Linked DNA regions of Homo sapiens: all the other regions are linked to region 1. The links are chromatin loops, found by intact Hi-C in ENCODE. Cell type or tissue: PC-9. All regions are shown on one strand.

Region 1 (8,000 bases):
GAGAAACACTCACATAACATCTTTTGGGATCAGGGTAGCCTGTCACTTTCCAGAGGAAGCCCAAGAAGCTCAGGAGGTAAAGGCACTCTCCTGAGCTTGCATTAACAAGCTTTTCCAGTTGTACCATTAACAATTCTCCACCCGCCCCTTGGGGATGCTGCAATAATAGGAGACACTATTTTGCAAAGGGCTTTGGGAAGAGTCTGGTAGCACCTTGTATTCATACTGTGCCCTTTATTTCTTTACTGTGGAATTCTCCACTGTCATCCCATTCCACTCAGTTGCTGAGAGACTTGCAAGATAGTATTGATTGTTTCTTCATAAAGACACCATTTCGTTCTATTTATCCAGAGCAGTTAGAGTCAAGGACAAAAGAGAGAGGGGAAGAACTTGTTTCACTAATCTTTCCATCATATGAATATTAAAACTTTTAAGAACCTGATATTCCAGGTGAGGAGTCAAAAGTATGGCTTGCAAATTTTGGGACTCTTTCAGGGGCTGGGAAAGAAAATTCCCTAAAATTTTAGCTTCAGAATCATTTAGGCCTTGAAATAACTCCTACAAAAGAGAATGTCAGTGTCATACATTGTAATGCACTGAACTGAATGGAGTGTAAATACATTCAATAGCACAAGGATTCCATTTTCCTTGATCATACGCTTGGGTTTAGAAATGAAGGAAAAAAGCCTTAAGAAAATATGTTTCGGGTTTTAAAACTGTATAATAGTAGTTAAAAAGAATTTCAAAACCCCAAACCATTCCAGACACCAGATGAGCTCAAACTCCTGCCATATTTAATCATTTCTACTACAAACTCCTAAGGCTGATTTATTATCTGCATCTTGCATAAGTTGATAATAAATCCTTTCTTATGCCAATGAGAATAAATATTTTGAGATGAAAAATGGTCAGTCTGATGATTTTCCCTGGATCTGAGTGAATCATAGAGACTGTACGGCTGGCTTCAGAAACTGACTGTTAAAATGATCCTAAAAAAGATTTAACTTGGAAGTGATCAATCCAGAGGCTGCATATAGATAAATCTTCACAGATTCTCAAGTGGCTAGACTTCAACATTCTATGGGATCCACAAAATACAACTTCACATCTTCTGTTGACAGAACACTGTAAACATTCTGGGCAATTCTGGGACATGAATTTGATCCTTTTAAAAATTTTTTGAGACTACTTTTGGCTAACTTAACCCATTAAAGTAAGAGTGTAAATTGGTGTGTGTGTGGCGTGTGTCTATGTGTGTATTTATGTATTCCTGCCTCACCTCAAAACATCAGTTAGCTTGTTCCTTTATCTTACATTTCCTGTGAACTGGAAGTTAGATCTGAGTCTTGATTAGATTCAAGTTAACCGTTTAAGGCTATAATATATAATAGGTGATGTTTCTGGTTTATATGGCATTATAGCTATTTATTTAGCTAACGATTCTGAAGGTTGTTCTTTAATTTGGGCTGGGATAAGCTGGGAAGAGCTTCTGGTCCAGGTTGAGTTTGGATGGTCTTGGATGCACTTGCTCATGTGTCTCTAGTCAGCTGATAGTTTGGCTGGGTTGACTGACCATGGGTTCGGCTGAGATGGCCAGTCTTTCTCCATGTGATCACTCACTCTTTCCCATGCTAGCTCATTCTCATGGCAGCTCAGGGTTCCATGCATGAGAACAGACGCATGCAAGGTTTTTTGAGGTATAGGCCCAAGAAAATCTCAAGGCCAGTCCAGATTCAAGAAGGGGAGAAAAACACTTTACTCCTTGATGGAAGGAGTTACAGTGTCACATTACTAGGGTGTAGGTACAAGGAGGGAAAGAATTGGCGGCCATTTCTTTCATCTACTACACCTGGGTTTGTAATTTTTGTCAGTGCATGATTTCTCACCTTGTGTAAGGACCACTGACAGGAAAATGTCTCAAGCTACTGTTGAAAATGTAAGTTTCCGGGCTGGATGCGCTGGCTCAGGCCTGTAATCCCAGAACTTTAGGAGGCCGAGGTGGGCAGATAACCTGAGGTTAGGAGTTCGAGACCAGCCTGGACAACATGGTGAAACCCTTCTCTACTAAAAATACAAGAAAATTACCCAAGCATGGTGGCGGGCACCTGTAGTCCCAGCTACTTGGGAGGCTGAGGAAGGAGAATGTTGTGAACCCAGGATGTGGAGCTTGCAATGAGCCGAGATCGCGTCACTGCACTCCAGCCTGTGCAACAGAGTGAGACTGTGTCTCAAAAAAACAAACAAACAAAAAAACCAACCAAACAAACAAAAACAAAAAACAAAAACAAAAAAAAAATAAAATGTAAGCTTCTGAAAAACCAGGTGCAAAGAATGTGTCAGAGTAACAGAGAAGCCCTGGAAATGAGGGTTTTGCGTTCAGCTGGGACGTCAAGTTACAGCTGATGAGCTTTTTCCAAAAATTGTCGGGCAGGTTTTAAGGATTAGAGAAAATGTTTGTTGAATAGCTAGAACAGTTCTTAGCACATAATGGGCGCTAGAGATGATGACTATTAAATATTTAGAATTATTTAATCAGTATTCTTCAAATGTATTTTGAATACCTACAGTGAAATATATCTTTTTTGTTGTTGTTGTTTTGTTTTGTTTTAAAGACTGAGTCTCTCTCTGTAGCCCAGGCTGGGGTTCTATGGTGCAATCTTGGCTCACTGCAACCTCTGCCTCCCAGGTTCAAGCGATTCTCCTGCTTCAGCCTCCTGAGTAGCTGGGATTACAGGCGCCTGCAAGAACGCCCGGCTAATTTTTGTATTTTTAGTAGAGATGGGATTTCACCATATTGGCCAGGCTGGTTTCAAACTCCTGACCTCAAGTGATCTGCCCGCCTTGGCCTCCCAAAGTACTGAGATTACAGGTGTCAGCCACCACACTCGGCCAATATATAGGTTTTTTAAAAAAACGTGTATGTTTTTTTCCCCCTCAAGGAGCCCTACGGTTTTTTAGGGAGAAAGAGAAGTAGACAACTGAAATACAGTTTGATAAATGTTTTCACATGATATTAATAAACTGCTATCTACAAGTTTTTATTGAGCACCTATTCTATGGAGGACATTTTGCTGAGTTTTTAGTAGATGGTGCTAAAGTATGCAGGTTTTTTTTTTTTTTTTTGAGATGGAGTCTCGCTCTGTCACCCAGGCTGGAGTGCAGTGGCCTGATCTCCACTCACTGCAAAATCTGCCTCCCGGGTTCACGCCATTCTCCTGCCTCAGCCTCCCGAGTAGCTGGGACTACAGGCGCCCGCCACCACGCCCGGCTAATATTTTTGTATTTTTAGTAGAGACGGGGTTTCACCGTGTTAGCCAGGATGGTCTCGATCTCCTGACCTCATGATCCGCCCGCCTCGGCCTCCCAAAGTGCTGGGATTATAGGCGTGAGCCACCGCGCCCAGCCTAAAATAAGCAGTTTTAAAAATACTTTGGGTTCTTATAAATAATGTACAATGACTTCAGCAGCATTGTTGGGGAAGGAACAATATCCAGAATGTTACACCAGTCAGTCATTTCTGAAGAATCTGTTGATGATAAAATGGCCCATTATTTTTTCTGCTGCTAAACCAAAGGCACTATGACCTGCTAATTCTCATTTACTCAGCAGGCGGCGCTCCAGCACCAGGGATTGCATTGAAAGTGACAATTTAGTGAAACAAGGAGGTTTTTGGTTAATGTTTGTTTTTCAGGCTAAAAAGGAAAGCCGTTAGGAAAAATAAACAGTTTATCAGGCATTGCGACAAAGACACTTGAGGGGAAAGACAAGCTGTCACTTCAAGGACAGGAAGAAAAATCCCTGCATCTGTAGAATCATCAGATGCATGACTGTCTTGTTAAAAAAATGATGAAATGAGGAAGGAAGGAAAAGCATCTGAGATAAAAGAGAAGATTAAAAAAATGGAAAACAATTGAAATCATCTGCAAGCAAGGATGGAGGAGTACCGCCCTGGGAGAGGGATGTGGAGGAGTGTTGCAGCAATTGGAAAAAATGAAAACAACTGGAATATAATTGGGACTCATTCTAAGTATTCAGATGTACCATTTTCTTTAGATGCCAAATCTGCATAATTGGTTTCAGCTGCCCAACCCACACCCAGTTCTTGTTTTGTAACTTTCAATAGTTTGAGGTCTTCAGCACGTAAACGTTTGCACCTAATGACAAGTGCCTGGTTTCTAAATCAAAATTGCCTTATAGTTTCCAAAAATTTCAGGTCAGGAATACAGGACAGCTGAATTAGTAATTAAACTTTAGTTAAAGGGATTGGAATAGAAACAGCTAAATTAAAAGAAAAAAGTATTTATTGTGAAAATGGTTGGATTTTTGAAGGGTCACTTGTGCTAACCTGCTATTGGGATTAGGGATAATGCTTCCAATTTAGGCTTCACTCTCTCTACTTGGCCATTAAAATAGTTTTCTCAAGAAGAACTTCTCTACATTTATCTTTCTGTATCACATAAATAGCTTAGCTAGTCTTTTTTCTGTAACGTTTTTAATGTAACACCATTTTACTTGGTTTACTCTTTCCTGGAGAGAGATTTAATCAGAATAAGTTAATCTGAAGGCACTCTATAAAACAAAAGAGAATGAGCAATTGTTAGATTGATTGTTTAGACCTAGCCACAGTCTATGTAATATATGAATTAAATTGATGCAATGAAAGAACTATCATACAAGTGGTTCGGAAACATTGGTGTGTATCAATGGTGCCAAACTTTCTTAAAACATAGATTGCTGGGTCCCACTCTCAGAATTTCTGGTTTAGTGGGTCTGGGGTGAGGTAATAAAATGTACATTTTTAACAAATTCTGGGTGATGCTAATGCTCTTGGTCCAGGGATCTGATTTTGAGAACCACTGACATACTTTTGCAGAAAAAGTTTTCTATTTGATTTGGTTATGGTTATGGCTTTGGTTTTCATCCTCCTGCAGTTATATATGGTCAGAATCAGATATTTAATGAATGGAGGAGGAGGAAGAGGAGGACCAAGTGGGCAGATATTTGTTGAACACCTGGTATATACTTGCTTCTATGGCTCTTTACATTCTTAATCTTCTCACTTAATCTTCCCCATGACTGTACAAAGTATGATTTGTTCTCCCACTCAACAGATGTAGAAACTGAGTCTTGAAGAGGTTGGGAACTTTTGAAAGGCAAACAGCTAGCTAATGGCTAAGCTGAAAATTAAACCCAAGTATGTTGACTGCAAAGGTGGCACTACACAAGAGGACTTCAAAATGTTCACCACAGTTTGATTCATTGAATTTCACAGATTTCAGTTCAAATTGACTTTACTTGACTGACACAAGCAAGTTCCTTAATTTGTTGTCCAGTTTCCATTTCTAAAGAGATATGTACCTGTCTTTCAGAACTGGTCTAAGGATTAAGTAATGAATTTGAGGGTGCTTGGGTATAGTTGCTGGTGCATAGTGAGTGCTCGTTAAAGCTCAGCTCCCTTTCCTTTCTTTAGAAATGCAAGTATTTAATTCAAGTTCATCTTAGAAATAAATGAGAAAACTATGATTAGGACAGAAACACTCAAATTCTGGCTTGTCCCAGGGACTTTGAACCACCTTAGTGGGAGGAAGGCAGCCATTCTGTTTGTCAGTTAACGGGACCTACATTAGTCTTCCAAGTTTCTCCAGAAGAGCCTACTTCTACCTTTGTCCCATGTCACCCAGCCCATCTGATGGTAGTGGGTGCCTGTCCTGTGCAACCTGTTCTCACCAGTGCAACCAAAAGAAACTGGACATACTCCAGAAGGCTTGTGTATTTCAATACTCTCTTGGCTTGGAATTCTATTGCCTTCCCACACACCTTCACTTGGTAATTCCATTATCTCTGTTATTTCTGATTCTGTTTCTATTGACTAACTTTTCTCCTGGTTTGAATCAGATTTTCCTACTTCTTTGCATGTCTAGTAATTTTTAAATTAGATGTCGACATTATGAATGATATTTCGTTGAGGGTTTGGATTTTGTTGTCTAAGTAGTGTTGAAGTTTGTTTCGGTGGGCAGTAAACTTACTTGCAGATCAGCTTGATTTTTCTCTAGGCTTGATTTTCAGCTTGTTAGGTCTGGTCCAGAGTAGCTTTTACTCTACCACTAAGGCGTGACACTCTGGGGTCACTCTGAATGCCCTTGTATTCAGTGAGTCCTCTCTACTTTGGCCGAGAGGAGATCAAAACATCTCTCAACCCTAAATGGGCTCTGAGAATGTTCATCTCAGAGCTACCTGAAAGTTGTCAAGTTGTCTTTTTTTTTTTTTTTTTTTTTTTTGGCTTCATGGAGCTTTGCCCTAACTGTGTATGGCTTAGTATTCAGTCAAACACTTGAGGAGAACCTTGCGCAGATTTCTGTAAAGTTTTCTCTGTATAGCTCCCTCCTCTCTGGTACGCTGGCCAATAAATTCCAGCTACCTTAGCCTCCCTGTGTTAGTCAGGGCTCACCAGAGAAACCAAACCAATAGGATATACAGAGATATATAAAAGTATATTTATTATGGGAATTGGGTCACACAGTTTTGGAGGCCAAGAAGTCCCGTGATATGCTGCCTGAAAGCTGGAGAACCAGGAAAGCCAGCAGCATAGTTCAGTCTGAATCCAAAGGCCTGAGAATCAGAGAAGGCAACTGGGTAACTCCCAGCCCAAGTCTGGGAGTGAGGCGGGCATTGGTATCAGTCCCAGAGTCTGAAGGCTCAAGAACCGGGAGCTCTAACGTCCAAGGGCAGGAGAAGGAGAATGTTCCAGTGAGAGAGAGAGGAGAGACACACACACACACACACACACAGAGAGGAGAGAGAGAGAGAAAGACACACACACACACACACACACACACAGAGAGAGAGAGAGAGAGAGAGAATTGCCGTTCTTTCTTTCATCTTTTTGTTCTATCAGGGTTCTCAATGGATTGGATGATGCCCACCTCAGTGGCTCTTCTTTACTCAGTCTACTGATTCTAATGCTTGTCTCTTCTGGAATCATCCTCACAGGAACAGCCAGCAATGTTTTTACCAGATCCCTGGGTATCCCTTAATTCAGTAAAGTTGACACATAAACACTTAACCATCAAACTCCCCAAATGCCTATCTTTGTCTACTCAACTCAGTGAGTCTTCCAGGTTCTATCTGGGTTCCTTTCCCTCTGCCAAGGTCCATGAATGGCCTCCAAGCAGAAACCTAGGGCAATTGTAGAGAGGGTTCCCCTTGTTTGTCTCTCTTCTCTCAGGTATCACAGTCCCGCTCTGCCTGGGGCCAACTATGTCATATATTTTGCCCAGTTTTCTAGATGTTTATAGTGGGAGGGTATGTCCTGTACCAGTTACTACTCCATGAGTGAATGTAGCAATCTGTATACCTTCATTTGGTTAATTCCTACTTGCCTGACTTTTAAGGTGCAATTCAGCCACCATCTCCCTTGGGACACTTTCTGGGTTTCCACCAGTTTGACTTAAGGGCTCCTTCATCTGCTGAGTTATGCTTCCTCCTTTTCCCCCTGACTCCACAGAACCGTAAGCTTCTTGAGGATATAGATTGTAGTTTCTCAGCATCTTCAGCCTCTAGTGTGGCACTTAGAGCATAGTAGGTGCTCAGTAAATGCTCATTGACTAAATGGATAAAGTACATGGAATTGTGCCAGATTCTAATTTTTTGACTTTAAGATCTATCAAGGGTGCTCCTCATTCATCCTCTACTTACAAGTCCTCTTTCCTGGTCTCTCAAACATAAGAAAAAGTTACTGCATACCCTCCCCACAACCCTACCCATGGCTTGTACAGGAAATATGGAGGAAGTCTGCTTGCTCTAAGTCATGTTTAAAAAAACTCTTTTTTTAGATTCAGGGGCTACATGTGCAGGTACTTGTTACCTGGCTATATTGTGTGATGCTGAGGTTTGGGATATGAATTATCCTATCACCCAAGTACTGAACATAGTACCCAATAGTTAGTTTTTGAACCCTTGCCTGCCTCCCTCCCCACTCTAGCAGCCTCTAGTTTCTATTG
Region 2 (8,000 bases), 160 kb after region 1:
TATTCCCTATTGGAACCCTTGAAAATGAGCATATTCACTCAGACTAACAGCAGAAAACAGCCTGTGGTAGAGTAAACTCTGTCTCCTCCAACACTGTAGATAAAACAAGAAGAGAAACAGTCATTTCTCGGGATGACAACATGTTAAAAAGGACCTATGCTTTTTAAACCCAAAGTAAGAGTTTTATTAATTTCTTTTTATTTTATTGATTCTCTTCCTGTTTTAAAAACACTTGCAGAAGTAAAGAAACCAGACATTACACTCATTTAGTTATTTATGATTTGGGAAAAAAATTCAGTTCTTGAACATGTCAAAAATGAAGAGCACAACCAGACACCTGGATGATCACAGACCATGGATGTTAGAATTTGATTTTAATTTGAATTTAAACTTAACATTGCATTCTGGAAGAGGACTGGGAGGGGACTGGAGCTGGGCTAAGCTCTGTGCTTGTGGACCCAGGGCAATTACCTTGCAGCCTTCACACGTGATACAGCGGTAGTGATACCCGGTGGCTTTGTCACCACACACTACACAGAGCTCGTCCTTGTCTAAGTAACTGGGGATGTACCCTGTGAAGGAAATAAAAGAAGGAATATTAAAAAATAATATGTTAACGTCAAAGAGACACTATAGCTAAGGTTGCTAGGCCAGAGACAAAATTGGCTTGCCAGGAAGAGGTAACAACAGTAAAGACTTAGTGAAACCAAACGGTAAGAATTTTATACTCATAGAGTTAACATAGGCCCAGGATTTCAGAATGCCTTAGAAATAGCTCACACCTATAATCCCAGCACTTTGGGAGGCCCAGGCAGGTGGATCACCTGGGGTCAGGAGTTCAAGACCAGCCTGGCCAACATGGCAAAACCCTCTCTCTACTAAAAATACAAATAATTAGCCGGGCATGGTGACAGGCACCTGTAATCCCAGCTACTCAGGAGGCTGAGGCAAGATAATCACTTGAACCCAGGAGGCAGAGGTTGCAGTGAGCTGAGATTGTGCCACTGCACTCCAGCCTGGGCGACAAGAGCGAAATTCTGCCAAAAAAAAAAAAAGAAAGAAAGAAAGAAAGAAAGAAAGAAAGAAAGATAGCTGTGATCACTTGCTGTGCAGGTGGGAATGGCAGGAAGGCTGTAGAGCCAGTGACTCAAGCAGAGAGGCCAGGATTTGAGCACTGTGAGTTCTAGATAACACAATCTATTTAACAAGGCTTATTTCAAAACCTGTTTTCACAAGATTTGATCCACTTTGGAATCACAGTACCATGCAATGAATTCAGAAAACTTTATAGCTGGAAAGGTCCCGGGAGATGACGAAGTCCTTGTAAGGTGAAGAAACAGGCCTGCAGAGGTTTGGCCTTCCTCAGGGTCTCACTGGAAATTACAGGCAGGACTAAAACCCCAGTCTCTTAATTTCTAGCCCTCCAGTGTAATATGCTGGTCTTTTTCTAAAAATGGAGAGTTGACTTTAAGTAGAATGAATTTTGCCACCTAAAAAAGTTAGGTAAACTTGTGATATTATGATATGCAATCCAACAACACTGGATAGTGTGAAATGACAGAGGTTTTGTTTATTAAGAAAAAAGGAAAATCCAACTATGATAACTCTCTTTTTTAGTGGACAATGAGTTTATTAGTTTAAATTCCTTGACTCAGGAAGCTAAAAAGCACAAAAGCAGAAGCCTCCTGTTTCCCTCCTGTCTTTGCTCCTTCAGCTTCCTGTGGAGAGGATGCCCAGACACAAGATGCTGATTCAGGAGGGCAGGTTCATTCTCCCCTCTATCAATGGTTTACCATTGATAAATTATGTGATATATAGAATCACACAGCTTCACATAAGACCAAACAATCAAAATGAGGCAGGATTGGTTGGGATGTGAAGAAGGAAGAGGCTGAGAAACAATCCTTTCTCCCTATCATGGTCCTTATGAAGTTTTTTGACTCAGTTCAGCAAAGTCTTCTTTGTTCCAATAAAGATTAGCTAGGTTGAAATGACTGATGCCTTACTGTGTATCTTACCGTGACATTTCATAGACCTTTTATTAAACTAGGTCACTGAAGTCTTGCTTTTCAGAAAAAAAGCCATTAAGGAAACAGAATGAAATAAATCCTTTTCATAATTTCTTAGAAATTATGTTGCTCCAACTTTAATTTAGAAAAATGTTCCTTCTTGGGAGGCAGATAATTGACTTGAAAGTGAGGTTTAGTAATGTACAGGATTATATTTTTAAATATCACAGCTTTTCTTAGTTTACTTTTGCATCATGCAAACCATGATTCATCTGTTGAGTTCACTGCAAGGGTTTCAAAACTCTTGTCAGTCATTTTTAAAAAGGGAATTCTGGGAAGGATCTGGGCAGAGAAAAAAGGGAACTAGAATGCTTTGCGCGTTCATTCAGTCATTTATCTATGAATTCAGAAAACATTTATTTAGCATCTACATGTGCTTAGCATTGTTCTAGGTGCTGAAAATACAAAAATGAGTAAGACATGGTTTCTTCCTTTGTAAACTCATAAGCTGAGTTCTGTTTCTGTAGCCTTGGTCATTCTTCAATGAGAAAAAGAGAGGTGAAAATGAAGGGAAGAACATGAAAAGATGCTCAACATCATTGCAGGGAAATGCAAATCAAAACCACAATGAGATACCACTTTACACTCACTAGTATGGTTTTAACAAAAATGACACAGTCACAAGTGTTGGTAAGGAGGTGTGCTCATGTGCTTTTGTGTGCATATAAAGACCTACTTATAAAACACAAAGTAACTTTTAAACCACAAAGTAACTCAATTAGGAAAACAGGCACCTTCCTGGTAAAGGCAGATGGAATATACAGACCCATACTGTCAAAAAAGCTACATCTGAACCTCTTATACCTCGAGGTTATACACAATTAATCCAACAGAATGAAGACTTTCAAGTTCTTAGTATCAAGTATGGAATGCAGAGATAAGGGAAAAAGAGGTACAAGTCATTTCTGTCTAATCTCAGGTATGAGAACCAATTGTGATACACTTGAACACTGCTGTACTTGTGGGACATGACTTGGGAGGGGTCAAAACAAGGTGTCCAAGAACATTAACCAGAGTTGGGAAGATGCAGGTAGTTCCCTCTCACCTCATACTACCCCAGCCTGTCTCATGAGACCTGCTGGCTTTATCTTTTGGCATTGGCAGCCAGACACTGAAGATTTATTCCTACCTGTAGTTCAACAATTTATGTAGATGGTGTTTAAGGTTCTTGTGGAATCCAACAATAATTCAATCAGTGACTGGAATGGACTCCTTTCATTTACTGACTGCTAGGCTGAGAGGTGGTGTGCTTTACTCTCTTATTTCTCCTAGACTATCTTCTTCATGGGTGGAGGTGATTAAATGACTTTAGTTAAATCATCAAAACTTCTACAGAAACATCTACTTAAGTTGGTGGCAGCTACTTACATGATCATACTAGTGCACCCCACCCCTTGCTTTCTTTTCTGTAACATATTAACTCTGAACCATCTTATTTATCCAAAACAGTCACCACAGGCAATGATACATCAATCATTATGCCTAAGTCCATTATTCTTCATTAAATAACTTCCATCAGGGAATAATGTCCCACACATAGTGACTAGGTAGGTGAGGATTCTCTTAAGGTTACTGAACATGATTGACAACATTACATACTAACCAATTCTCCTAGAGAACTTAACCATTTCTTGCTGTTGTATTTCCTGTTGTATTTTAGTGTCTCCATCATTTTCCTTTGTCATACTCACCAAATGAGTTACACAATGGTCAGTATGCCAAACTAAGGAAAATGCACATGTATCATTAGTTTTGTTGCCAAGAGTGGACACTGATGAGTGTCATAATGTCAGCGTTGGATTCTGCCTAGAAACAAATACTACAGACACAATCCTGGAAGCTACGACTGTTCATGTCAGGAACTGCATCTGCTAGTTGTCCCAGGTGACTGCTAAAGAAGCCTGGTCAATAACCCTCCAGAAAAAATTAAGGTCCATGACAATATATGATAGTTCAAAAATGATATATTTCCCTCAGCTCTTGTCTGCTCAGATGTATTATTTTTCAGATTAATACATTATGCTGCCACTTTATCAAGCATATTTTTATAAAAGCAAACTCCATCTGTTCAACAAAGGACTTGAGATTTTTTCAGTTGACATTTGGCAATGTCTGGTTAATTGCTAAGTATTATCTTGAATATCTTACAGTTAATGCTATTTAAAAAATATTCTCTGAGCGACTTGTCATGTAGAAGGGGAAAGTTTTGTACATTTGCACTACAAAGGATGCAACAGGTAGTAAGCTTGCCTTCTTGGTTGAAAACAGATTCAATGCTTTCTTCCCTATGGGCAAGATCAGAAGGCTGGCTAGTTTAATTCTTTTGAGTGAATTATAACAGCATCTCAGGTCCTAGGAGGAGAAACACTGGTTCCTCTTGTCACCTTGGCAGATACATGGCCCTTAGGGAATAGAATATAAAGCAGATTAATCTTGAAAGTAGATCTAAAATATAAGGTGCTGCCTAGGAGAGCAGAAGTAGCAGCATGTGAGAAGAGCTGAGTTCAGAGATCTTTTCCAAACTGGCAAATCTTATCATCTGTATAAGACCACTTGCCTAGCAGAACCAGTCCTGGCATCTTAAGGGAGGGGCTGTGGTTTGCGGTAGTGGGAAATACTTTGGGTAGCTCAGAGAAGTGAAGAAGTTCCATGTTGCTGATTCATCTTGTAGAGCTATCAACTCAGAGCCAGTAGGTATCTGATCTTGGGACGGGATAGAGGATGAGACTGTATTTTGTCACCCTTCAGGAAGCTAAGTCACTAGCATGCTTAGTCACTCTTCTGATTTTATACTGAACCTCCTCAGTTCATCCTGCAGCTCAGACCTGATGATTTAAGCTTGTTTTCCCCACCAGCACCTTCCCTATGTCATTTCTTGACAAACTTAAAAACCTTGAAAGGGTTATCCTTTAGCCTTTCCCCAACATACGAATCCTGATTCCTTTTATATTTAATTCTTGGCATTAGGTACCAAGCTTTATATCATGTTAATCTTTAACCCTGTGATAGACACTATATTAAATTAAACCATGCATTCATCCATTTGTTTATTTAACAGCATGTATGGGTGTACTGTGTGGAAGACACTTGGTACAAACTTGAAACAGCATTAACTTTGGAGGCCTTCATCCATTGCCCTCTGCAAATTATTAGCAGAGCTGCCCCAGGGGCTCCCACTTCACACAATTCACAATCTTTCCTCAGAACATCCACTGTTTTCCCACCCTGCCTACCCCTGCTTGGAGTCTTGGAGTCTCTTTCTTTACACTTTGCCCTCTGGCTGGCTGGGCCCTGGTGTTGGGGGACAGCAGACAATGGCTCGCCAGGCTTTGAACACTGAAGCACTGGTGGGCGGAGGAGGGGCGAGCAGGAGGACCAAGTAGAGGTGTCAATCTAGAAAAGGGGATGAGGATATGAGGCCAAAGGACCCTGGATTCTCATCGGAGGCTTTAGTGCAGAAAAAGGGACAACATGAGTTTTGGATCATTTCTTCTGATTCAAGAATTCCTGAAACTAAGACATATTTTTAAATTACAATTTTTTTTAACTTTTATTTTTTGAGACAGGGACTCACTTCTGTCACCCGGACTGGAGTGCAGTGGCATGACCATGGCTCACTGGAGCCTTGAACTCCTGGGCCCAAGCAGTCCTCCCAGCTCAGCTTCCTGAGTAGCTGGGACTACAGGTGCATGGTCACCACACCTGGCTAATTTTGAAGTTGTTTCGTAGAGATGGGGTCTTGCTATGTTTCCCAGGCTGGTCTTGAGCTCCTGGTTCAAACCAGCCTCCCGTCTTGGCCTCCCAGAGTGTTGGGACTACAGGCATGAGCCACAGTGCTCAGCCTATTTTTTAATTTTTAGGGCCAGGTTTGGGCATAGTATAGTTTAATGTATAAGAAGTACCTAGTGAAATGTTCCTTTTGCCGTCCCTGTACATTCAGATCCTTAATAGCTGACATAACCTTTCAATCTACAATTAGAGGGAAAACACTTGAAGATGCAAACCACTAAGAAAGGGAATACGTTGATATAATGCGTTTGAGTTGGAATGTTAATCAAAAGGGCACACATTCTGGCAGTCTACAACATTTGGCTTGCAGAGTGTTTTTAAAAATCGTAGCAAATTTTTAAAACTAGGAAATTTCATAAAACATACAGAATTCTTGCTTCATGTGAAAAACAGGAGGAACTGGCAATACTGAACCCAAATTCTCACAGTGTAACGATCAACTGAACTAGAAAGGTAGCCCTACCTCCCAAGAAACGGACATCCTTTTTAGGCTCCACAGTCAGAACCTCTCCTGATTGTGTGCATCAGTTGCTATTTATTTTTGTTCTTGCATTATGCCTTTTCATAAATAAAGAAATATTTCACATAATTCTTTATCTTTATCAAGAGTGGAAAAACAAAAGTAGTTTGAGAAAAATGATAACTTTTTTTTTTTTTGGGGGGAGGGTGGGGGACGAGTTTCACTCTTGTTGACCAGGCTGGAGTGCAATGGCACGATCTCGGCTCGCTGCAGCTTCCACCTCCTGGGTTCAAGTGATTCTCCTGCCTCAGCCTCCTGAGTCACTGGGATTACAGGTGCCTGCCACCACGCCCAGCTATTATTTGTTATTTTTAGTAGAGACGGGGTTTTGTCATGTTGGCCAGGCTGGTCTCGAAATCCTGATCTCAGGTAGTCTACCTGCCTCGGCCTCCCAAGGTGCTGGGATTATAGGCGTGAGCCACTGCTCCCGGCCTGAGAACATATTTCTTCATGGAAGTGAGAAGTATTCTTATCATATATTATGTAAGCATTATGTGTCTTTGTTGAAAAATTTAAATTAAGCAGCCATTGTAAGACAGCTCTTCCTCTCTCTCTCTCTCTCTCTCTCTCTCTCTCGCATACTTGGGGGCATTGGAGTTGTAGAACCCTGGTATTGATGAGATCATTTCCTGTTTTAAAAGACGGCATGAATTAGAAAGCAGGAAGGCAAAGTCATCAGAAGATTAGGGGAGGGAGCAGAAACAGTCACTAGAGAAGGGTGATAGTTGCCTCTGATTTTGCTGTGAGAAGCAATTTATAGCTTTGGGCTCATGCAGAGGCACCCACAGTTATGTCATATCCTGAATCCTTGAGAAAAACAAGTGTCATTTCTTTACCTGAAAATCCATTCAGAATGGGATTCAAGGTTATAGCTCTAAAAATGTGGGCTAGCAGCCCTTCAGCCTTATGTTACATAAACATACATAAAAGGGAAGGAGCTGTTGCATTTGTCATCAGAACACCGTCACTGTCGTTATGAGCTATACTGCTCTCCCTGCAGGTGTATCCTGCAGTCACATGGATGTGCGCTTTAGGGAGTGCAAAATAAAAGAGATTGATGCTTTCGTAGTGCTTATGATCTAGATAGATTTGATATAAATAAGCAAACATGATGAGGGGAACCCAAATCCCAACAATGGAAATGAGCTATGACACATATGTATGTGTTATGTTGCACGTATATATGGTTATGTAGGTTCAGGTGTACTCCATTTTGACAGACGTCAATATATGAACACTTAAATATGATATTTGGAAATGGAGGAGGGATTTTAACATTATAAGAAATCCTTTATGAAAGATCCTTTACTTCAGATATTCTCCAAGTAGTAAGTTCTTCACCATTAATGCAGTGGTCCTCGAGTGGGGATGATTTTGCCTCCCAGGGGACATTTGGCGAAGTCTGGAGACATTTTTGGTTGCCACAACTGCTGTGTGTGTGTGTGTGTGTGTGTGTGTGTGTGTGTGTGTGTGTTTGCTACTGGTGTCCAGTGGGAAGAGGGACCAGGAATGATGCTAAACGTCCTACAATGCACAGGACAACCATCACAACAAAGAATTATATGGCCCCAATGTCAATAGTGCCAAGGTTAAGAAACCCTAGTCTAATATACTTTATATAT
Region 3 (8,000 bases), 110 kb before region 1:
TTCTTGGTTTCCAGACAACTGTCTTCTTGCTGTATCCTCATATGGTAGAGAAAAGTTAGAGAGCTTTTGAGGTTCTCTTTAAGAACACTAATCCTTTTCATGAGGATTTCTACCCCCTAACCCAGTACCTTCAAAGGCTCCACCTCCTAATACCGTCACATTGAGGATTAGGATTTCAACATAAAAGTTTCGAGGGGATGCAAACATGTAGGCAGGTAGGCAAACTTATGATGACCAAGAACCGGTTCTAACCTCAGGAAATGAAGCAATAATGGTAATATCATTTCACTGGAGAAGTTTCTGCCTGTTTCCAGAGGGAGAGGGCTGATTAAGAGCTCTCCCTACATTCCACCTTGTGAAAATTGCCATCAGATATCGTGTAAAACTATGAAGTCATCTTTTTTAAACACAAAGTATGACTTCATGGTGTAGACAATGTTTAAAAAATCTCTGGCCGGGTGCGATGGCTCACACCTATAATCCCAGCACTCTGGGAGGCCGAGGCGGGCGGATCACCTGAGGTCGGGAGTTCAAGACCAGCCTGACCAACATGGTGAAACCCCATCTATACTAAAAATACAAAATTAGCCAGGCATAATGGCGCATGCCTGTAGTCCCAGTTACTCAGGAGGCTGAGGCAAGAGAATCGCTTGAACCCGGGAGGCGGAGGTTGCATTGAGCCGAGATCGTGCCATTGCACTCCAGCCTGGGCAACAAGAGCAAAACTCCGCCTTAAAAAACAAACAAAAAAAACAAAACAAACAAAAAAACTCTCTCTGTATCTAAAACAAACTTTTTGGTGGCTTACACTTATAATCCCAGCACTCTGGGAGGCTGAGGTAGGAGGATTGCTTGAGCCCAGGAGTTCAAGACCAGCCTGGGCAACATAGAGAGACCCCCATCTACACAAATTAAATAGAAAACATTAGCCAGGTATGGTGGTGCATGCCTGTAGTCTCGGCTACTCAGGTGGCTAAGGTGGGAGGATCACTTGAGCCTAGAAGTCAAGGCTACAGTGACCCGAGATCATGCCACTCACTGCATTCCAGCCTGGGTAGCAGATCAAGACTCTGTTTCAAAAATAAAAAATAAAACAAGTTTTTAATAGTTTTTGGTAATACCCATCACAAAGAGATATTAAAGAATTAATAATAATGGTGATCACTGCCGTTTAATGAGAGATACCCATGGGTGTGTTGCTCTACAGTTTCCTTCTTTCTCTCACTTAATTCTGAAAACATTCCTGTGAGGTGGACAGTGTCCGAGCTCTTTCTGCCTCTTGGCCAGTTTGGGCCCTGTTCTTCCCATTACCCGCTATTCGGTTGCCCATATTTTCTCCCTCCTTTTTTGCCATGTCATGTTTTCTTCCCCAACTTGTATTCTCCTCTGCTTTTCCTTTGTAATAAGCTCATTCCCCTAACCTGTTGCATCTCTCACACCAAATTTCAGACCAAAAGAAAAACCTGTGATGGGTTTGGGGAAAGTATAGGCCCATGGGTAGGCTTTTTATTCCCTCCCTCTTCATCTCTTCTGTCTCTTAAATGAAGGCATCAGACTTTGTAACCAGTTAGCAGAGGGCATCTTGAAGGAGTTTGTCTTGTTCAGCATCAAAACCCCTGACATTTAACCCTCTGCCTAGTACATGGGCATTCAGTAAGTGAGTGAATAAATCCAATTCACATCGTACATTTATTTAAAAGAGTAGTTTTGCTGGGTGCGGTGGCACTCTAGAAGCCAACACAATGCTTTAGAATGGTATTGTGGCCAAATTATGGTGTACCCAAGTGTATGTAACAGTGATTTATGATAACAGCTAACAGGGTTGGAGGAATGTCTCAAGTATTAGTATTTAGAGAACCCAATTATAGAATACACATTGAAATGAAAATTGAATAACCTGTAACTGGATACTTACCATTCTCCTCCCACCTAACATGGACATACTTTTTACATTATAAACCATCTATTAGATTCTTTTAAAGGTGAGATTATGGAGATAGAAGAGCAAGGAAGAGCCAGTTAGTGGGTCAGAAAATGAAACTTCTGTGCTTAAAATGGTCATAAGTGATGTAGCTGTGAGCAAAAACTGCTCGCATTTGTCACTAATTTCGCTTCTAGGTGCTGAGATGTGTTTCCCATTTTAAGTATTGTTTACACTTTCCTACGTGTCCAGGAGAGTTTTGAGAATTGAGGAAAGTTTCCTGCTTATTCGTAGCTAGGTAGGCTTAGAATGGTTTTAACATTCTTTTATCATCCAGTTTGCTTGACCAATGGCTATGGGTTTGTTGCAGTTCTGCATCCGTTTCTGTACTTGTTTTGTAAAGAGAATCCACACAGTAAACAAAAGAGAGGAGAGAGGTAATCTTTCCATCTCTTTTAATACACTGTAAAAATTGGGATAGTGCCACCATCTGCTTATTTGTTGACGTATTATTCACAGTGCTGGTCCCAAAGGCGATAACATCTATGAATGGAGATCAACCATTCTAGGGCCTCCAGGATCCGTGTATGAGGGTGGTGTATTCTTTCTCGATATCACTTTTACACCAGAATATCCCTTCAAGCCTCCAAAGGTAAGAAATCTCCCTGTATGCTCAAATTTACTAATTCCCACAAGAGAGCAACTGTTGAGGTTTTTCTAAATTTAATTTTTAATCACAGAAACTAGATTTATCTTATGTCCTAATAGATCTGAGTATTTTAACATATACAAAACACTTCTTTAGGTTGATTTTGCCTTATCTGGCAGAGACCATTCTAGGATTAAGTGCTTTGTTTTGATGGTGCTTAAAATTGTGCTATTTATAGTAATATTGTCAGCAACCTAGAATTAATCCCCTGTTTTCCAGCCCATAGAGAAATGTTTTTGAACCTTTCTCGAGGTTAAAAATGGTGTCAAGCCAGGTGCAGTGGTGTGCACCTGTAGTCCAGCTACTTGGGAGGATTGTTTGAGCCCAAGAGTTTGAGTCCAGTCTGGGCAACAAAGCAAGACCCCAAAAAAAGGCAGGGCAGGTCAGGGGGCCAAACAACTAGAGAATCAGAATCTCTTCCCAAAGCTTTGGATTCTGTTGTGCTCCCTGTCATGTTTTGGTCTTGTTCCTTTACCTCCAGGCCTCAGTTTTCTTTCTAGGACAGGTGAGGATTGCCCAAGTCACCCATCTCCTGTACTCAATCTATGATTCTCATTCAGTCAGAAAGAAAACCCCGTCTTGGGGATTAGGTAGACTGCCAGATAAAAGTACAACTGCAGCAACAAGAAGTAATCGAAAGTCACTTTTTTAAAAAATTGGTAAAATTACAGGTAATTTTTACTTTGTGTTTTGGTATATTTCACAAATAAAAATTAAGAGACCCAAATAACACCAGCTTATGTGACTTGTGTTCTGCTGTGGTCCTTGCCCATTACTGGCTCTGCATCCATGGACACTCGATTATATAATAGTAAATTCTGTGATGTAGGTAGACAGGATGTCTATAGGACCTGATGTAACGGTCAGAAAAAAGCAGAAATAGACTTCTCTTCAAATTTTGTTCAGCCTTTTGGGTGTAGTCATTGTTTGCTAAGTATGTTGTTTAATTATCTTTATGTACCCATTATGTTGCACTTCAGTTTTTAAGAGGTATTTATGATTCTCAGTATTTTAAAGCTTACTTTGAGGCAGTGTAGTACTACCAGCTAACACAAGAGGTCAGCAAACAATTAGCTATTCAAACTTGGAAATGTTAATATTTAAAAGATTTAAAATTGCTAAAGATGAAATTAGGAAGTACTGAACTTACCGTCAGTGGACATAACATTTTAAATGAAATTGACACAGTCCCTGAGATGGTATCAATGAACACTTTCTAATCAAATTTATTGTCTATCTTCTTGACAGCTTTAATTAAAACTGCTTTTAGTCACCTTCTTAAGGGTCATTCAGTTGAATATTTAGTAACAAGTTTGTTTGCTGTTTAAATATTGTCTGTCACTTGTTTTTTTTAGGTTACATTTCGGACAAGAATCTATCATTGTAATATTAACAGTCAAGGTGTTATTTGCTTGGACATATTGAAAGATAATTGGAGTCCAGCACTAACCATTTCTAAAGTCCTCCTTTCTATCTGCTCACTTCTTACAGACTGTAATCCTGGTAAGGTTCATAATTCTTTACCTTGTTTTATTCTTCCTTACCTGAAAAATACTTGTTTCCAAAAGCTTTCAAAGGACAAAACTAATTTTTCTGCACAAGTTTGTGAATACAAAAACTAATCGGCTTTTCAAAAGAAAGTTTTAATCAAGTTCAGTCTACTAGTTGAGACACACAACTTCATTAATCAGTATATTCTAGCAACAAGGTATTTTAAACTGAAGACTGACGTAAGTTTGCCTTGGGCTTTTAGTTTCAATTATTCTTCCTCCTTTTTTTTTCCTGTTGCTTAATTTCCCATAGAGTTCTTATAAAACAAATCAGACACTTCTAAATGTCGAGTCATCTGCCTGGCAAGCCTCACCTGTGCCTCTGGGGTTCAGTGAGCATGTGTCCCATAGCTGGTCACTGAGATGGCACTCAATTTTGAAAATGGTAGTTGTTAAATACTTAGTGACTATTGAATTGTGACTTTTTTGGGACTTCATTTCATTTAAAAAATATTTTTCTGTAGTCACAGCTACTAGGGTGGCTGAGGTGTCAGGATTGTTTGAACCCAGAAGGTCAAAGCTGCAGTGAGCCATGAGCATGTCACTGCACTGCATTCCAGCCTGGGTGGCAAAGCGAGACCCTGTCTCAAAAAATATATATATATACACATATGTATATATATACACACACACAGACAAATATATTTTCTAGGTAAACCAAATATAAATTTATTAAAGATCCTAAGATTCAGAGAAATACTATACTTAATTGGAGGTCCAGGTTTTGCCTGGCAACCTGGCTCTTTAACCAGCGTAAAGGTTAATAGTGTTGCACTGCAACAGCCCCGAAGACTTCACAGTATTCACAATGCCGTTAACTGGTGACATTGAGCTAAGGGTCACATGAACACAGCTGGATGTTCATTGCAGTCTGAAGCCTTGACCGTTCCAGTCTCTACTGAACTCAGCCTAACACATAAGAGTAAAGAAACTCCAATTGAGTGTTGTTTGTTGGGAGAAAAATGGAATGAACTAAGATAAAGACAGACCAGTACACTAAAGCCTAAGCATTCCCTCTTCCCCCAACGTTATGTTTTTTTGAAATTTTGATGGAAAAATATCCAGCATGGTGGAGTGGTGTTTCGAAGATGGGTTTGATCACACATACTTTGTCGTACGTATCTACCCAAGCTGTCACTATTCGCTAAAGTTTAAAATGTTCTTTTCCTTTCTCCAAAGTAATCTACATTCTTTTCTTCCAGCCGACCCCTTGGTGGGAAGTATTGCCACTCAGTATATGACCAACAGAGCAGAACATGACAGAATGGCCAGACAGTGGACCAAGAGATACGCTACATAAATTGGGGTTTCACAATTCTTACATTATTTGTCTGTCACAGAAGAGAGCTGCTTATGATTTTGAAGGGGTCAGGGAGGGTGGGAGTTGGTAAAGAGTAGGGTATTTCTATAACAGATATTATTCAGTCTTATTTCCTAAGATTTTGTTGTAACTTAAGGTATCTTGCTACAGTAGACAGAATTGGTAATAGCAACTTTTAAAATTGTCATTAGTTCTGCAATATTAGCTGAAATGTAGTACAGAAAAGAATGTACATTTAGACATTTGGGTTCAGTTGCTTGTAGTCTGTAAATTTAAAACAGCTTAATTTGGTACAGGTTACACATATGGCCATTTATGTAAAGTCCCTCTAAGACTACATACTTTTTGTTTAAAACAAAATTGGAATTTGTTTTCCCTTCTTGGAAGGGAACATTGATATTTAACAGAGTTTTTAGAGATTGTCATCTCATATATATAAAATGGACACGTGGCTATAAAACACCATATAAGAGATGAGTAGTGCGTTTTATTTTATATGCCAATCTACTTTGTTTAAAAAAGGTCTGAATCAGGACTTGTGAAAACCTGTAGTGAAATACCTTAAGCTGTTAACTAACTGTAAGGCGTGGAATAGGAGTTGCTCAGTGGATTGGTTCTATGTTGTGGACTACTTAAGTCTGCATTTGTTACTGTGCTAATAAACAATATTAAAAACCACCTAATAAACACTGCTGTGTTCATTTACTTTTCTTTTGCCTTTTGGTTGCCATTCGCAGATTCTTCTGAAATCGATAGGTATCTGCTTCTAAAACAAGCTAAAAATAATGCATATTTAGTAGGTATTAGTTAGTTACCTATATTAGGATCTGTACTTTACACAGCTGTAGATGAGGTATCCTAGAAAAGGTTAAATAATCTACCCCATTTAGGCTTCAAAGACGAACCCTACTGCATCTTTTTAAAAGCATTTTCTGACTTGCAGATGCTGTAGTAGCAAGTACATGAGAAATGGGTTCCGTCATGGATAAATTGGTACCCTGCCTTAGGGGGCATTTTGGCAGTACATGTCCTGACCCAGCAGTTCTGTTTCTGTATGTCTCTTTCAGAGAAACTTATCTGGATACACATACATTCATTACAGAATTTAAAAAGAATTGGTAACTGTTTGTACTAATATAGACTAAGTTGCATTAGTAGGAAACAAAGCAAACTGGAAGGTACTTATTTAAAAATCATTATGAAAGCATTTGTCCATCTATGTAACATGCATGGGTGGGAAGCTAGATTAATATTCAATAACCGGGGGAAAAGGGTAAGGGGGTGAGTTAGTGTCTGGTAATTTTTTTTTACCAAAAAATGAATTTATGATGAGAAATTTTGAAGAATTATACTGTAGCAGCAATAGCTGATTTGTAAGTATCGTCTTTTATATGTAGTAGTTCTTCACTAGAGCTCATGAAAAAAGTATTCCATTTAAGATGTTACAAATTACTTGATGTTTTAATATGTTCTTTGTTGAATAGCTTATTTTACATTTCAGTCAAAATAGTTATTTCACAGGTGAAACCACTAAGTAGCTTACTTCCTACCTTTTAAATTAATAAAGTTACAGTCAGCCACATTGCTTGAGTCTTGCCAAAATCTTTAGAGAAACAACACAAACTCAGACATCTAAGTCAGATCAAATTAGAGCCCAATATTTTTGATACTTTTATTGTATATGACTAGTTTTCTAGAAAACTATTCCAGAAGATACAGTCTTCCTTCCAGAAAATACAGCTTTACTGTCCTTAAGTGCCTAATCATTTTCAAGAGGAGGAGCAAACAGTTTGCCCTCAAGTATCTGGTCTATCAACAGGGGTCTGGCTAAGGAAAAAACGGCCTTAGAGCGTGATGAACCTACTTAACACTACCTGGTACCTCAACTCATGCTAAACATTCTAATTTGAGCAAAGCTAAATCATGGGTCTTAGTCTGTTTAGCAAAATCTCCACAAGATGAAATTTAGCTTACTACCCCAAACTGTTCAATGTTTTGGGTCCAATTTAGACACAAAAAAATGTTTTATAATCCTAGACATTAGATTAATGAACTTTTTAAAAACAAAGTCATGTTTGGGCTTAGAAGTTTGCATAATGTTACACAGAATGATTATGATATCTTCCGAAACAGCTTGGGGTTGGGGGGAAGTTACACATAGGTGCATTTGCATAACTATCCAAACTATTTTACTGTTTTCACAAGTACAACATAAATAACAAAGGTGCTAATTTCAAAGACAGGTTTCAAACAATGAGAATAAGAATATATTATTTCATATCAGGCAATAATAACCTTAGCCCAAATACTTTTAACATCTAAAGTGCATTAATTGACTTCCTTAGGAATTTTCCTAAGGACCAAAGGTAGATACAAATGGCCTATTTTAAATAGTAATATTACTCCATGTTCACAGACACTTAAAGGCAATCACTATTCAACATACAATTGTGGAAATTACTGATTTTTAGTTCTCAGAATTAGAGTTCCCTTTGTTTT

Evidence for each region. Peaks named below come from ENCODE experiments on the same cell type or tissue, not always from the same donor. Only the 100,000 strongest peaks of a DNase experiment are listed, where the experiment ranks them.
Region 2: a loop joins it to region 1, with 3 times the contacts of the local background. A loop is called at or near these places in 3 of 110 quality-filtered maps.
Region 3: a loop joins it to region 1, with 7 times the contacts of the local background. A loop is called at or near these places in 25 of 110 quality-filtered maps.

What each region holds. Positions count from the first base shown.
Region 1 is chr3:23,995,515-24,003,514 of GRCh38, forward strand. No RefSeq gene overlaps it. Among named protein-coding and RNA genes, the nearest start is that of NR1D2, 54 kb to the left of the region's middle. In PC-9, CTCF peaks have their summits at 3,640 and 3,845; no DNase peak of the experiment used is centred here.
Region 2 is chr3:24,151,919-24,159,918 of GRCh38, forward strand. THRB (thyroid hormone receptor beta) reads right to left here. Exons shown (of 11, transcript NM_001354712.2): 6 at 472-572. All of the region lies in intron 1 of THRB-AS2 (THRB antisense RNA 2), which reads left to right. Among named protein-coding and RNA genes, the nearest start is that of THRB-AS2, 4.6 kb to the left of the region's middle. RefSeq lists a silencer at 1,096-1,296. In PC-9, no CTCF peak of the experiment used is centred here; DNase peaks (open chromatin) are centred at 2,963 and 4,703; H3K27ac peaks cover 2,929 bases.
Region 3 is chr3:23,885,127-23,893,126 of GRCh38, forward strand. It overlaps UBE2E1 (ubiquitin conjugating enzyme E2 E1), which reads left to right. Exons shown (of 6, transcript NM_003341.5): 4 at 2,441-2,573; 5 at 3,986-4,133; 6 at 5,383-6,514. The coding sequence ends at 5,480. It overlaps NKIRAS1 (NFKB inhibitor interacting Ras like 1), which reads right to left. Exons shown (of 5, transcript NM_020345.4): 5 at 4,825-8,000. The coding sequence ends at 7,969. Among named protein-coding and RNA genes, the nearest start is that of NKIRAS1, 28 kb to the right of the region's middle. In PC-9, CTCF peaks have their summits at 3,692 (motif pointing right) and 3,894; DNase peaks (open chromatin) are centred at 255 and 4,415; H3K27ac peaks cover 5,729 bases.